Regions from separate parts of the Homo sapiens genome. Here region 2 is linked to region 1. A link is an interaction called in ENCODE POLR2A ChIA-PET data of the cell type or tissue named here. Cell type or tissue: IMR-90. All regions are shown on one strand.

Region 1 (2,500 bases):
CTCAGCCTCCTGAGTAACTGGGAGTACAGGCACTGGCCACCACACCAAGCTAATTTTTATACTTTTGTAGAGACGGTTTCACTATGTTGGCCAGGCTGGTCTCGAATTCCTGGGCTTAAGCGATCTTCCCACCTCATCCTCTCAAAATGCTGGGATTACAGGCATGAGCCACTGCTCCCGGCCAAGACATGAAATTTCAAGTAGGGATGTACATACAATTACAGGAGCCCTTCAAGTCACCTGTCATACTCCGTACCTGGCCTCATCTATCTGGAGCCTCAGGTGTAGCCTAGAATGCCCTCACAACCACTCCCCACTGCACAAAGACACGGCTCCCCTATGAAACCGCAGTCTCCCCTGGCTGGACAGGTGCTCCTGCTCTGTGCCCCTCAGTGCTCTGGACAAGCCTCAGTGATTTACAGAACTCTGGCCAGGCAAGGTGGCTCACGCCTGTAATCCCAGCACTTTTAGGAGTCTGAGGCAGGTGGATCACCTGAGGTCAGGAGTTGGAGACCAGCCTGGCCAACATGGTGAAACCCCATCTCTACGAAAAATACAAAAATTAGCCAGGTGTGGTGGTGGGTACCTGTAATCCCAGCTACTTGGGTGGCTGAGGCAGGAGAATCATTTGAACCTGGGAGCCAGAGGTGGTAGTGATCTGAGATTGCGCCACTGCACTCCAGCCTGGGAAACAGAGAGAGACTCTGTCTCAAAAAAAAAAAAAAAAACAAAAAAGCCTGGCACAGTGGCTTATGCCTGTAATCCCAATACTTTGGGAGGCCACTGCAGGCAGATCACGAGGTCAAGAGATCAAGACCATCCTGGCCAACATGGTGAAACCCTGTCTCTACTAAAAATACAAAAATTAGCTGGGTGTGGTGGCACACATTTGTAGTCACAGCTACTCGGGAGGCTGAGGCAGAAGAATCGCTTGAATCCGGGAGGCGGAGTTTGCAGTGAACCTTGATCGAGCCACTGCACTCCAGCCTGGCGACGAGCAAGACTCCATCTCAAAAAAAAAAAAAAAAGAGTCTGGATGCAGTGGCTCACGCCCGTTATCCCAGCCCTTTGGGAGGCCAAGGTGGTTGGATCACCTGAGGGCGGGAGTTCGAGACTAGCCTGACCAACATGGAGAAACCCCATCTCTACTAAAAATACAAAAAATTAGCCGGGCGTGGCGGTGCATTCTTGTAATCCCAGCTACTCAGAGGCTGAGGTAGGAGAATTGTTTGAACCCGAGAGGCGGAGGTTGCGGTGAGCCAAGATCACGCCATTGCACTCTAGCCTGCGCAACAAGAGCAAAAGTCCATCTCAAGAAAAAAAAAAAAGAAAAGAAAAGAAAAATTCTAGATTTACAGAACCCACTCGGCCGTCCTGTCATTGGTAATGTGTCAGCCTCTCCACACACACCAGCATCTGCCTGGCGGGGGTGAGTCATACTCATCTCGGGTATCCAGGAGCCTCCCACTCAGAGCACTTGCTCCATGAATGAATGCAGAGGCTCATGAGAAGAGGAGTGTAGTGAGGATAGACTTGTGCTTGCCTGGCATTTCTGGGGCCCAGGCCTCCCCATTCTGTGCCCATGTGGCTCTAGAAAGGCCAAAGCCACCTCCTCTACAGAGCTGGGCACACTAGCCAGCATCGCTGGCCAAAGCTAGCCCAGGCCTTCCCAGAGCAATGAGGAAAAAAGACCCAGCACTTTCTTCCCAGGGGGTTCTGAAGTCAAGGGTGTGAGTCTGGTAGTGATCCTGCCCAAGGATGAAGTCAACTCTGCAGAGCAGTGCTGAGAAATGGAAAGAGGAAGATTCCAGACAGGAAGGGTGGAGTGCCTGGATCCAGCCATGCCTGGGGCCTCAGATCACCCTCCAACTTTGAGGTATTTGCTTGAAATTTGATTCAAGTTTCTTTACCTGCACCCCAGAAGCCTGACTGACCCAGATTACCTCAAATAGCACATGCCTAGAGTGGCCTCTGAGGTCTCAGTTCTTGGGGTGGGGGTAGTAAAGGGGGTGGTGTGATCCGAGTACATTTCAATCAACATCCAGTTGGCTCTGAGTCCTGGGGTCCACCTGAAACCAAGCCAGGCTGGCAGAGGCCATGAGCCCATCTCTGGGCCTGACCATCAGAGGCATCCCCAGTTGATTTCGAACAGCCTGAGATACCCTCTGGGAAGGGAGTGTGGGTGCCAGGAGTCTGTAATGAGATAATCATCACACAGTGAGAAGGAGAGGTCATCCCAGTAAGCACCTGGGGGGCTTGGGATGCTGGCACAGTGCAAGAGGCCTGTCCCTCGGGGATTCTTAGCGAATGAGCCTTGTCACTTGAAAATGAATGTGCCATTGTAAAGAACTCAGGCAGGGGCAGTGGTTCATGCCTGTAATCCCAGCACTTTGGGAGGCCGAGGCAAGCAGATACTTGAGGTCAGGAGTTCCAGACAATCCTGGCCAACATGGTGAAACCCCTTCTCTACTAAAACTACACAAAAATGGCCGGGTGCAGT
Region 2 (2,500 bases), 190 kb after region 1:
AGGCTGGAGTGCCATCTCGGCTCACTACAACCTCTGCCTCCAGGGTTCGAGAGATTCTCCTGCCTCGGCCTCCTGAGTAGCTGGGATTACAGGTGCCCACCACCATGACCAGCTAATTTTTGTGTTTTTAGGAGAGACGGGGTTTTACCATGTTGGCTAGGCTGGTCTTGGCCTCTTGGCCTCCTGGCCTCAGGTGATCCACCCGCCTTGGCCTCCCAAAGTGCTGGGATTACAGGTGTGAGCCACTATGCTCAGCCTCCCATTCTTGAAAGAAACATAAATTGACCAGGCCATGTTATTTCTTAAAATGTCAGGCGTGGCAATCAGAGGTACGAAGGCTGGACAGGGCACTTCCTGGCAACTCAGGCAACATTATTGTGAATGTTTGTCAGTACCAAGTTAATAAAAATTAAATCCTATATAACTAAATGTATTTCAAATATTTTTTTAAAAATCAAAGCTTACTCACAATCTCTCACTCCTTTACTTTTTTTGAGACAAGGTCTTTGCTCTGCCACCCAGGCTGGAGTGCAGTGGTATGATCTCAGTTCACTGCAACCTCCACCTCCCGGGCTCAAGCGATCCTCCCACCTCAGCCTCCCAAGTTAGCTGAAACTATAGGCATATGCCACCATGCCTGGATAATTTTTGTAATTTTTGTAGAGATGGGGTTTTTGCCATGTTGCCTGGGCTAGTACTGAACTGCTGGGCTCAAGCAATCTGCCTGCCTCAGCCTCCCAAAGTGCTGGGATTACAGGTGTAAGCCACTGTACCTGGCCAGTATCTAACCAATTACTTGAGAAGAGCACTAACTCAGTTGTTGAATTTAAAGGAACACTTTTATATGTATAATGCATTCCATTTTCCTTCTCTGTGAACTGTCTCAGGTATTATGCCTATTTTTCAAAAATCTGGGTTGTGGCTGAGTGGGGTGACTCACGCCTGTAATTCTAGCACTTTGGGAGGCCAAGGTGGGCAGATCACCCGAGGTCAGGAGTTCCAGACCAGCCTGGCCAACTTGGTGAAACCCTGTCTCTACTAAAAATACAAAAATTAGCCGGGCATGGTGGCAGGCACCTGTAGTCCCAGCTACTCAGGAGGCTGAGGCAGAAGAATCACTTGAACCTAGGAGGCGGAGGTTGCAGTGAGCCAAGATCGCACCATTACACTGCAGCCTGAGCAATAAGAGAGAAAACTCTGTCTCAAAAAAAAAAAAAAAAAAAAAAGGCTGGTCATGGTGGTGCACGCCTGTGGTCCCAGCTACTCAGGAGGCTGAGGTGGGAGGATCGCTTGAGCCAACACACCTGGCTAATTTTTGTATTTTTAGTAGAGATGGGGTTTCACCATGTTGGTCAGGTTGGTCTCGAACTCCCGACCTCAGGTGATCCACCCACCTCGACCTCCCAAAGTGCTGGGATTACGGGCGTGAGCCACCATGCCTGGCCTACACCCAGCTAATTTTTTGAATTTTTTGTAGAGACAGGGTTCACCATGTTGGCCAGGCTGGTCTTGAATTCCTGAACTCAAGTGATCCACCTGCCTCGGCTGCCCAAAGTGCTGGGATTGCAAAACTAATCTTTTACATAATCAAGATGTTTATATCAGGTTGGGCGTGGTAGTTCACGCCTGTAATCCCAACACTTTGGGAGGCTAAGGCAGGTGGACCACCTGAGGTTAGGAGTTCAAGACCAGCCTGGACAACATGGTGAAACCCCATCTCTACTAAAAATACAAAAATTAGCCGGGCATGGTGGCGCATGCCTGTGGTTCCAGCTACTCAGGAAGCTGAGGCAGAGAACTGCTTGAACCTGGGAGGTGGAGGTTGTGGACAGCTGAGATCGTGCTACTTCACTCCATGCACTCCAGCCTGGGTGACAGAGTGAGACTCTGTCTCAAAAAAGAAAGTTCATATCAGCTCACGTGCTCTATCAAGAAGCACTGAAAAGCTGGCATATAAAAAAAAAAAACCCTAGGGACTGGGCGTGGTGGCTTACACCTGAATCCCAGCACTTTGGGAGGCAAGAGTATCATTTGAGCCTAAGAGTTCAAGACCAGTCTGGGGAAACACAGTGAGACTTAATTGCTACATTTTTTTTTTTTTTTTTTTTGAGACAGAGTCTCACTGTGTCGCCCAGGCTGGAGTGCAGTGGCGCAATCTCGGCTCACTGCAAGCTCCACCTCCCGGGTTTTACGCCATTCTCCTGCCTCAGCCTCCCGAATAGCTGGGACTACAGGTGTGCACCACCTACGCCCGGCTAATTTTATTTTTAGTAGAGATGGGATTTCACTGTGTTAGCCAGGATGGTCTCGATTTCCTGACCTTGTGGTCCGCCCACCATGGCCTCCCAAAGTGCTGGGATTACAGGCGTGAGCCGCCGCGCCCAGCCTCCTTTTTTTTTAATTAGCCGGGTGTGGTGGCACACATCCATAGTCCCAGCGACTAGAGAGGCTGAGGCAGGAGGATTGCTTGAGCCCAGGAGGTTGAAGCTGCAGTAAGCCA

The links. ChIA-PET counts read pairs that join two places held together with the same protein. Peaks named below come from ENCODE experiments on the same cell type or tissue, not always from the same donor. Only the 100,000 strongest peaks of a DNase experiment are listed, where the experiment ranks them.
Region 2: POLR2A ChIA-PET joins it to region 1 with 5 read pairs; 2 of 35 experiments call an interaction of 5 or more read pairs at or near these places.

Annotation. Positions count from the first base shown.
Region 1 is chr14:103,596,405-103,598,904 of GRCh38, forward strand. No RefSeq gene overlaps it. Among named protein-coding and RNA genes, the nearest start is that of KLC1, 32 kb to the right of the region's middle. In IMR-90, no CTCF peak of the experiment used is centred here; a DNase peak (open chromatin) is centred at 1,427.
Region 2 is chr14:103,785,563-103,788,062 of GRCh38, forward strand. All of the region lies in intron 2 of PPP1R13B (protein phosphatase 1 regulatory subunit 13B), which reads right to left. Among named protein-coding and RNA genes, the nearest start is that of PPP1R13B, 61 kb to the right of the region's middle. In IMR-90, no CTCF peak of the experiment used is centred here; no DNase peak of the experiment used is centred here.